Regions from separate parts of the Mus musculus genome. Here region 2 is linked to region 1. Evidence: chromatin loops called from intact Hi-C (ENCODE). Cell type or tissue: gastrocnemius. All regions are shown on one strand. Links, peaks and the distances in the headings refer to the core of each region. The heading gives the core; the rest is flanking DNA. Region 1 overlaps Cemip (cell migration inducing protein, hyaluronan binding). Region 2 overlaps Cemip (cell migration inducing protein, hyaluronan binding).

What was found. Hi-C counts contacts between places; a loop is a spot of excess contacts. Peaks named below come from ENCODE experiments on the same cell type or tissue, not always from the same donor. Only the 100,000 strongest peaks of a DNase experiment are listed, where the experiment ranks them.
Region 2: it touches region 1 in a loop (2.5-fold over the local background); 2 of 42 quality-filtered maps call a loop at or near these places.

What each region holds. Positions count from the first base shown.
Region 1 is chr7:83,949,748-83,955,130 of GRCm38, reverse strand. It overlaps Cemip (cell migration inducing protein, hyaluronan binding), which reads left to right. Exons shown (of 29, transcript NM_030728.4): 21 at 2,164-2,344; 22 at 3,513-3,728. Among named protein-coding and RNA genes, the nearest start is that of Gm30440, 18 kb to the left of the region's middle. In gastrocnemius, for the core only: no CTCF peak of the experiment used is centred there; a DNase peak (open chromatin) is centred at 2,446; H3K27ac peaks cover 2,073 bases.
Region 2 is chr7:84,066,679-84,072,061 of GRCm38, reverse strand. The region is part of intron 1 of Cemip (cell migration inducing protein, hyaluronan binding); the gene reads left to right. Among named protein-coding and RNA genes, the nearest start is that of Cemip, 17 kb to the left of the region's middle. In gastrocnemius, for the core only: no CTCF peak of the experiment used is centred there; a DNase peak (open chromatin) is centred at 2,953; H3K4me3 peaks cover 310 bases.

The DNA.
Region 1 (5,383 bases), core at 142-5,141:
GCGTGACTTCTATTTGTTGACTTTGAATTTTTCTGCTCTCTATCAACCTGCAGTAATAGTTGAGACACAATGAGGATGAAATCTGGAATGAGGAAAGATGTCAAAACACACTTGTAGACTAGATTCCAAAGAGCACACAACCATTAGATGTTCAGGGAAACATGGTGTCCAGAAAATGGATTCTGAGTCCACTTAGCAACTCACATGAAGTCTTTCAATTCTGATTATAGCAAAGAGGCAATCAGGATGAGCAGAAGTAATCAAACCTGCAGCCTTGTCTCACACAGATTGGACTCTTAAACCAGAGACAGATCATCTCAAGGTGGCCATGCATGCAAGAGGCTAGGCTTGTTCCACTGAGGCCCTAGAATTGGTTTAGTCTTCTTTTCATGAAAAGAACAGTTTTTGCTGCTATAATCAGGACAGAAACATACACACTGAAACTTTCCACCTGAGTGCACCTGGAGGCATACAGAGGCTTTCACCTGGTCTTCTTGACTTATCAAGAAGCCCTTTCTTCCATTTTAAGAGATATGGAAGACCCTTTTATTTATAAGTGATTCTGAGTCTTCATTTCTAGAATTTCTTTCTAGAAGGTTACTACCCTCCAGGGACAGGATATTCTGGTGACTTCCTGATAGGCTCAGACAGGTTTCTCGCAATGCTTCTGAGAGAAGAGACCTAGGAAGGACCTTGCAGTTTTTATTGAGGAAGGTTAGGATCTTAAACATATGGTTTATGTAGAACTAGCAAAAATGTGCTACCTGAACACTTTAACTGGAAAAATGCATGGATGGGCCCTATGAGAACCAAGATCCAAGGTGATGGTACCACTGCTTACTAATATAAAAATATTGAAACACAGGGAATTTGGGGGTGAGTAGAGACTTCTTGGGAGCCATATGCATTATCTGGGAGCCTGAATAGAAGAGTAGGGACAGCTGGGGACAGTCTCTCTTTGGGATCAGAGCCTTCATGTACTTTCTTTTTCATCTTCATTCCCTTGCTTCCCTAAGCTCCACAAGGAAGAGAAGGGAAGGGACCAAGCCAGAAGCAGAGACGTGGGTATAAAAGGACATGTTAGGCATAGAAAATGACCAGCTTAGATTTGTAACCAGCCCTGGGAAAGGCTACCAAGCAATCTGACCAGTCCCCCATGGGCCTTCCTTTCACATACCCTGCTCAAGAGTGTCAAGTAAGTGGAGGAGGTACCACTGAGCCCCTCCTCCCTGCTCTGTCACTGATTCCTCCCTGGTCCCTCCATGTCTCCCAGCTTCCACCTCTTCCCAATTCCTTCCTGTTACTTGCCAGTATCAGACCTTCTCAGGGGCCCTGTGTCAATCTGTGGTCTTGCTTTTCTAGCAAAAGCTGTCTTTGCCTCTGGCAATGTTTTAAAAGTTGTACTGTAATTCTTTTCAATCATTGCTTATTCTTTGTATTTCTGTTCCTATTTCCTAAACCCAGCACATTGCCTGTGGATAGGTTTACAGAGGAAACGCATCTGGATCTTAATCTGATTAAACTGTTATAGCAACTAAAACTAGGACGATAGTGACTAACAGTGCTCCCCTCCCTCAAGGGACGAAATACTGGCAGCCTCTAGAAGTATTTACAGTATTTTCCTAGTGACTGGACACATTGATGGGAAGAGTAGAGAAACTGCCTAAACAGATCCCTAAGCCAACAACTTGATAGACATCTATTTATCTACCAACTTACTAGTCATTCAGCCAACTAGCTGTCTATCATCCATTCATCTACTCATCCAGCCACCCTCCATCTATTCATCTACCATCCATCTACCTACAAACTCCCCATCTATTCATCCATTCATCCATCTGCCTATCAGCCAGCATCCGTCTACCCATCCATCCACCCCAATCCATGCACTCATGTATCCACCATCTATTCCTCTACCAAACATTATCCAGTCAATGTATCCCTACCATCCATCATCCATCTATACAGACATTTATCCATCATTGATACTGTGCCCATAAATGCCTTCCCAGTGAATTAATTAACTTAATGATTTTCAGTGGAAGGAGTTGCTGGAGGTGGGGGATCAGGAATAACTTCACCCAGAAAAATTTCTTGTCATTCACCTCCAAAGAAGCAAACAACATGGCACTCAGCTGACACCTGTCTTCCTTAACTCCACAGGAATTTTCCCATTAGAGGAATTCAGTTCTACGATGGCCCCATCAACATCCAGAACTGCACCTTCCGCAAGTTCGCGGCCCTCGAGGGCAGGCACACCAGTGCCTTGGCCTTCCGCCTAAACAATGCCTGGCAAAGCTGCCCTCACAACAATGTGACCAACATAGCCTTTGAGGATGTCCCGGTGAGTGTGGTGTCAGGACAGGCTCCTGGCACAGCCAGGCTTCAAGTGATGACTCACTTGTCCCCCACGGCTTGGAGATTGAGCTGTTGCCATCACCACAAGGGTGGAATAGCTTCCTCCAAGTAGGCTGGGCCACGTCCCAGTTTGCTCTCTGCCCAGACTGGAAGAGTACAAGTTCAGATCACAGCAAGAGGTCAAGTCTGGGTGAGTGCCCGCTGGCCTTCCATCTGTACCTCAGGAAGAACTCCTGGGTTCTGAATGATGAGCTGGATGATGGAACCAGGCTACCTGAGTTGGCACAGATCATCTCAAAATTCTAGCAGTACCCAAGGGAAGTCTTCTGAAGACATTGTTTGACTTCATCCTGAAAGTTGATGTAAACAGGACTTTCCTGGCTGCACATGGGGACAGCGTGGGGAGCTGAGGGTCAGGAGAGCAGTCCAAGGATGCCTGTGAGAACTGCTACTTCTCATTATCTACAGCAGACAACATATATAGCCTGTGGAGAGAAACACTGTGGTCTTCCAAACCTTTCCCTCCTCCCACTCCTCTCCTCCTTGCCCTCTTCCTCCTCAGTTCTTCCTCCTCCTTCCTGCTACTGCCTTTGCCTGTCTGCTCACTCACAGATTAAGGCCACTGTGACAATACAAAACTTAAGTTATGGAATTTCTTCTCTCAGACCCGAGAGCCTGTAGGAGGTCAGTGACAGAGATATCCAATGGCTTTCACCGTGAACCTGTCCTCCTTAAACCCACCACACATAAAAGCTCATCCACACATTCACACACAGGTACCCCCTATACACTTTCTCATACAAACACCCACACAACCTCCCCCTTCACCAGCCCATTCTACAGAACACTCAAATTCTTCCAATCCTAAGCCCCTCCTCTAGCAGATCAGCCTCTAAGGCCACCTACGACAGACAAACCAGTGAGCAGAGCCAGAATTGTGTGCTAGTTTTGGGGGTTAAGGCATGGTGACACTCTGACTGTTTTTTGGGCTCCATGAGATGGTCAGCCATGCGGTTTCCTCTAGTGCCCAAGGGCAGCCTCTGTCTGGCTGCTTCGTAATGTCAGCGGAAATTGGAAACTTTGCCCTGGCCTGATGACGGCTGCAGTTTCCGTTCACCTCCTGCCTCAGGCTTATTTTCCTGGGCTCTGTTCAGATTACTTCCAGAGTGTTCTTCGGAGAGCCCGGGCCCTGGTTCAACCAGCTGGACATGGACGGGGACAAGACATCTGTGTTCCATGATCTGGACGGCTCTGTGTCGGAGTACCCTGGCTCCTATCTCACTAAGGACGACAACTGGCTGGTCCGACACCCAGACTGCATCAATGTCCCAGACTGGAGAGGGGCCATCTGCAGTGGGCGCTATGCACAGGTGGGGATGCCACTCTAAACCACTCACTATCTCACTCTCTCACTCACGTGACAAGGACTCAGAGAGCCTTCCGTGTGTCCAGTTAGTTCTATGTTGGGCCAAGAATGATGCAAGCTGTTCCTTCCCTCCTTTTTCTGCCCTTCACTCCCAATCCACAGGATTTTCAGTCAACACACTGTACTGGGTCTATCATGTCCAGTCCTAGCACTTACTAGCTGCTGGTCTGCAGCGTCACCCCTGGAGTCTCAGCATCCTCATGTGTAAACTTAAGCTAAAAGCCAAAGTTCTGTGATGATATTTTAGGAACGATTTTAGATAATACAAATAAAATCCTTCCTCCTGTCCTTTTTTAGGAAAAGAAATATAATGCTAGCCATAGCTTTCCTAGTAGTCATGTTAAAAGGTTAAAAGAGAGAGAGAAATTAATTCAATAGTATTTTACACATATTCAAAATATTATCCTTTCAACATGTAGTTAATATAAAAGTTATCAATCAATTTCTTTCTGTTCAGACTTCAAGCTTTCATATATATTTTATATTTCTAGTCCACTTCTTTCTTAATATTTATTTTATGTGTATGAGTGTTTTGCCTGCATATGTGTATATGCACTTCTTGCATGTAGGTGCCCACAGAGATTGGAAGAAGGTGTCAGTTCCCCTGGAACTGGAGTTATGGATGGTTGTAAACCACTATGTAGGTGCTGGGAACTGAACCCAGGTCCTCTGTAGGAGGAGCAAGTGCTCTTAACTACTGAGCCATCGCTGTATCCCACTAGCCCATTCCTTTGGAAATGTTAGTTCTCCTCAAAGTAACACAGGGGCCTACTAAAATAATCAAGTTCTGTTTTAATAAGAAGACTTTTTTTTCACTGCTTTTGTTTTGAAATTTATTGCACTTTGTGATTTAAATTCATTAAAACGGCATTTTTAAACTGGTTCCTAGGCCATATTGTCTTCATGTCCAGGAGTCATTGTGTACTTGTGACCCATGGCTAACACACAAAACAGTGCTATACAATGTCTGGAATGTAACAACCTGAAATAATGCCATGACCCTGTGACCATTACTGCCTTTACTTAGATGAATGAGTGGTGAAGGCGTGAATGAATTAATGAATTGAAAGAGGCCAGAGAAAACTGTCTGATTAAGAAAAAAGCACAATGCCAGGTGTGCCAGAAAAGGACGTATGTGAGTGAAGGTGTCTTCAAGACCATGGTGGGCATCCTCATCACCATAGCAGACGTCAGAAAGTGGAACTTTAAGAGAATAGCTAAATGGAGATTTGGTGAAGGAATAGAGGTAGAGAGAAAGTCAGTGCCATGCTGAGAGGACAGGGCTCCAGAAGCCAGGTGGGAACAGAGTGCAGGTTGGGAGAAGGGCTGGCTTTAACAAAAGGAGAGCAAGGACAGGAAGTTGAGGCAGTTTCTTTCTGAACTGGAGAGTGAGGTCATGGGCTGAGAATCCAGGAGTGGGCCTGCAGAGAGCGATGATGGCTGGAGGAGCCGCTGCAGAACATGGGAACTGTTGACAAGAGGCATGCAGACGGCCTGCCGAGCAGTGTTGAAAAGGAGACTGAAACAATGCCTCTCTCCTAGGCTAGGGGATTTTCTCAGCCCCAACTGAGAGCTCTAGAAGCAATGGCAAAGGACGAT
Region 2 (5,383 bases), core at 295-5,294, 120 kb before region 1:
AATGAGCAGACTCAGGGTTCTGGGTGAAAAGCTTTCATCACACTTGGTGCATGCTTTGTGTCCCACGTCGGGGTGTGATAAGCCATCCACGAATTTAACAGCCTGACCTGTTGACTGAAAAGAACTAGATGAGTTTGAAAGCCTGGAGTTGGTGTCAGGGAGATAGCTAAAACCATGAGGTAGTGAGTTTGCTAAAGGTATTTATTAACCATCCACTCCACACCAGACAGGGAGGGCACAAAACCAAGCGATTACCTCTTCCATCTTGCAACCCTGAGGCAGTGGTGGAAGCGAGTGGGGTGCAGTCATATAGACAAATGAGAATAATATATTCTTATAAAAGGCACACAGAGGGCAGAAAAGGGAGAAGCGTTCCTTTATTCTTGAGGAAGCTATTTAAACATTAAAAGATCTAATTAGAATTTGTCTGCTGATCACAGATGGGCCCTCTGGGGAAAGAGAGATCAAATAACCTGGTGAATTAAGGGTCCCCATGAGCAGAAGGGACACAGTGGGTTGGAGATTTGTTTGTGACTGTAAAAGAACACTAACAAGTCTGCAGTGCTAAAGTGTTTCCAGATGTTGGTTGGTTGGTTGGTTGGTTTGTTGGTTGGTTGGTTTTTTGAGACAGGGTTTCTCTGTGTAACAGCCCTGCCTGTCATGGAATTGGCTTTGTAGACCAGGCTAGCCTGGAACTCCCAGAGATCTGCCTGCATCTGCCTATTGAATGCTGGGATTAAAGGTGTGCACTACCACACCCAGCTGTTTCCAGGTTTTAAGCCACTGTTTAGAAAGAAAATGCCCGGTTATTTATGTATTTCTTCATTCATTAATGAAGCCATTCACTTCTCTACATAACTTGTCTATTTGCTCGTTACACTAACATTTAGGGATGTCCTCTGGGTACTGTACTGAATCAGTCCAATTTACGTTTTTGAAGGAAGAAGGCATAACTGGGAGCAAGGTGACTGGGAAAGCATATGATCAATTTTCTTAAAATAATATGAATGTTGCATATGTATCTGTGTTTAACAGGTTTCTATATATAATATATAATATATAATATATAATATATAAGATATAAGATATAAGATATAAGATATAAGATATAAGATATAAGATATAAGATATAAGATATAAGATATAAGATATAAGATATAAAAGATATAAGATATAAGATATAAGATATAAGATATAATATATAATATATATATAAATACCACCTGATAACTACATTTATGTACTGTTTAGGATCGATTGCCATGATAAAACACCATGACCAAAAGCACCTTGGGGAGGGAAGGGTTTGTTTCAGTTTATAACTCCAAGTCAGTCCATCCCTGAGGGAAGTCAGGGCAGGAACTTGAGGCAGGAATTCGAGGTAGAAACTGAAGCAGAGGCCAGGCATGAATGCTGCTCACTGCCTTGCTCCCCAGGGCTTGCTCAGACTACTTTCTTACCCAACTTAGAACCACATGCTCAGAGATGGGACCACTCCATGTTGTCTTGGCTCTCCCACATTAATTTTTAATCAGGAAAATGCCCTATAGTCCTGTCTATAAGAAATCTGGTGGAGGCATTTTCTCAATTGAGCTGCCTTCTCCCACATATGTTTAGGTTTGTGTCAAGTTGACAAACTAACCAGCACAATTTATTAATTGGAAATCACATAAAACACAACTCTAGCATTGTCACCTAAAACCCATGATAGGAGTCTGGATGAATAATTTTTTGGTATTATTAGGTGTCTTTATAATGAATAAATGTAGCCGGGCGTGATGGGACATGCCTTTAATCCCAGCTCTTGGGAGGCAGAGACAGGCGGATTTCTGAGTTCGAGGCCAGCCTGGTCTACAAAGTGAGTTCCAGGAGAGCCAGGGCTATACAGAGAAATCCTGTCTCAAACCCCCCCTCCCCAAAAAAACCCCACAAAAACCAAAAATCAAAACACAAAAAACAAAAAAACAAAATGAATAAATGTAACTTTAACTTGCACACATGTGGTTTTGGGTTGTCTCAATTTTAAAAATAATCAGTTTTATTGCTCTTTAAAGGGTATCAAATTCCTTGCTAAATCTTTTTTTATTATTATTAAGAAATTAAAGAATGTTATGTAGTGTTACCCTCAATTTTGATAGCTTTGCACAGGAAAGATTCCTAAACATGGAATGCAATGGGCCAAAGTGCTTGACTACTTCTGATTCTTCTTTCAAGGCATCTCCAAAGATTTAGTAAAATCTACACCATCACTGCTTATAACAATGCCAGGCTCACCAACAATCAATATTCCTAAAGCTAAAAATTAATTTTAGTGTGTGAAAATCACAGCTACATTTATTTATTGTTTGCAAACTCATAGTTGTATTTATTTACCACTGGTAAGGTTGAAAATAATTTTCAAGTCCTCTCATCTTATATGTTTACTTATGAGCTGCTCATTTTTTCTCATAATGTCCACAATGCCTGTGAATTTGTAAAGTTCTCTCTTCATTTTTCACCTAAAAAATAAAATATGGTATGTGAAGTATTTTCATGTAGCCCAGTCTATCAGGTAGTTGCATCTTGATCTCTGTACCAAGGAAAATTCTAGAGCTACCTGATGATCCATGAGTTGATTTTTTAAGCTCTTTGACCTGTCTGGAATTCCTTTCAGCTCCTGGTGCAAGGAGATACGCTAACTCCATTATCCCTTCAATTACTAACCTGTTAGCCCAGCACAATTGTATCGAACAATCTTTCCTTTATCCATTGATTTGTGCTGCCAGGAAGAGTATATTTGATCCAGTTACCAGCACAGATAACTGGAATGCGATAAAGCTAGCTCAGTAGGAATTCAGGCAGACACTTGATCTGACCATCTGGGCCAACTTCAGTGATTGCCTCTGAGTGGGCCAAGCCTGGATATGTCTGGGAGTGAGGGCTGGGGCCAGCCTGCAGTGACTCTGCTCTGAGGGTTAGCCAAGTGAGGATTAGGCTGTGGCGTGCTGGGGCGCTGGCTGCCTAGTGTCAGAGTCATGGAGTCCTTCTGCAGAGTTGGCCCGAGAGCTGTTCCCTAGGTGTCTCATCAACCTTCATCCACGGCCACACACAGTCCTTTCACTTTGTCTCAGGCTTCAGAAGCCTCACTACTTTGCATCAATGACTGTCTCTTAGGAGACAGGGCTTTATGTTGGATTTAATTCACAGATGGTAGAAGAGGCAGCTGGAATCACCACTGTTCTCTGAATGCCTCTGCTCTTTCCAGCCACATGAGATGTGGTATGTGGTATAGAGAGACATTGTCTCAAAAAACCACTGCGCCTCTCCAAAATCAATCAATCAGTCAGTCCTGGGAAACAGGCTTTCATTTCATCTCGCTTTGGAACATCTTTCTCATTTTCCCATCTTGTTGGGCCTTCATCCTCATTCTGTCATGGGAATGTTCTTGAGGGGTCTGCACTAACCATAGTTTTTTTTTTTTTTAATCAGAGCCAGAGAGGAAACTTGCATGATAGTTGACATCCCCACCATGGCCTCTCATGTTTGAACTATTTCACTCCTTAGCATGAGGCAAATGCATTGACTTTGCCTCTTTTGATACTGTTAATTATCTGTGATAAATTGAGGCTATTCAGTCAGAGGTCTGGGGATCAACAGGGAAGCATCTCATGACTGGGTAGCTTCCTTCTCTCCAGAGTCTGGCTCAAGTATGTCCCCCTTTCAATTTATATTTTAGTGACGCCCTTTGGAGCATATTTTCTCTTCCCCATTCCTCCATGCTATATATGTTCCGTTTTCTCTAACCAGCCACTCAACAACCCATTTTTTTCTTCCTGGTCTTCTCTGGGCATCATCCTCTCCTCTGCAAGGCCTTCTCAACATTTCTTCTCAATACATGCTATTGCTGTGTAACAAAGCATGCCCCAGGCCAGTGGTTTAAACAACCATATGTCTTCAGCCTGTGGACCAGCTAGCTGGATTAACTGCTATAGACAGGGCTTTTGGTTCCTGATGAATTCTTAGGTCTACATTTAGTTGGCAGACGGCTGGAAGCTGGTTGGTCTGGAACATCTACATGTCTGGCCTTAGAGTCAGCTGTCTACTGAGGGGAAGAGGGTTGATTGGACCACATGTCTCTCGTTACCATTATATCAGCCTAGAGTTGTCCCAATGGTTATTGATATAGTTCTGTGAGGAAGAAGCAGCTTGCATTGTCTCTCTGAGGCACCTCCCAACTTAATGATACATTTCTTCTTTCCTTTCATTTGGTTTAAATTAGAACTGCCCCACCCCCCATAGACTCAGGCATCTGAACACTTGGTCTCCAGTGGTCGCTCTGTTTGGGGAGATTTAGGAAGAGTAGCCCTGATAAAGGAAGTATGTCCCTAGAGGAGGGCTTCGAGAGGTTAAAGCCTAGCCTTTGCCTTTGTCCTTTACTCCACATTTGTGTTGGAGACATGGAACTCTCAGGGTCTCTTTTCCAGCTGCCATGCCAGCTGCTAGCTGTCATGCTTCCCCACTGTGATGAACTGTGTCCCCCTGGAACTGTAAACCAAGATAAACCCTTTTTATCCACAAGTTGCTTTTTATCATGGTGGTTTATCATGGCAACGAAAAGTGACTGATACAGTTTCTTCCTTCTTTTCCCTTCTGGCTGAAGCAAGGCCAGCTCCTAGAAAGAAGAGATGTAGAATCTGCCTCCTGTTGGGAAAAGCTAAAGAACATGGGTCTGAGGAGAGGCAGGAAGGTAGGAGGAAGGGAGACATTGTGAGGTCAACCCGTCACACTCACTTTCATACATCGTGACATTGGGCATAGTGGCATGTCACATGGCGCAGTTTATCTGCCCAAGCCCCAGTTCTGTCAAGGAGCCTTGTGTTTATTTCTCATGACATCTAACTGTCAGCTCATCTCCTTGGGATATGTGGGACAAATGTGGTAGCAAGGCAGGATGGGAGTAGGGGAGGGTGCATGCCCAGAATCTCAGCTGCAGATCCTAAAATCTACTTTAACCTGTCAGTGGCTGCAGGGCAAAGCCAGAGAACCAAGAAAACCCAGCAGTCCATTGACCATCCCCAGTGCCCTGCCTCTGACTCCAGCCAGGCACACCAACCTCCCGGAAGGTGACTCCTTTCCTACCCACTGCATCAGCATATGGCCCCTAGGGGCCTGCCCACACATCAGATGTTGACAGGGGCACAGCTCCAGCCCCAGCTTGCATGGATGGTCTCATCACTTTTAAAATAATGACCATGGGGCGTGGGCTAGCTAGAACAGTGACATCACTTCCCAGTGATTCTGGGTCAGTTCTCAGTGCTCTCCTCTGAATCTTTAAATGAAGGAAATAAATCTTTCTGGTTTGGTACATGTTCTGGGAGCTTCTTCAGATGTCCACATGCGCATC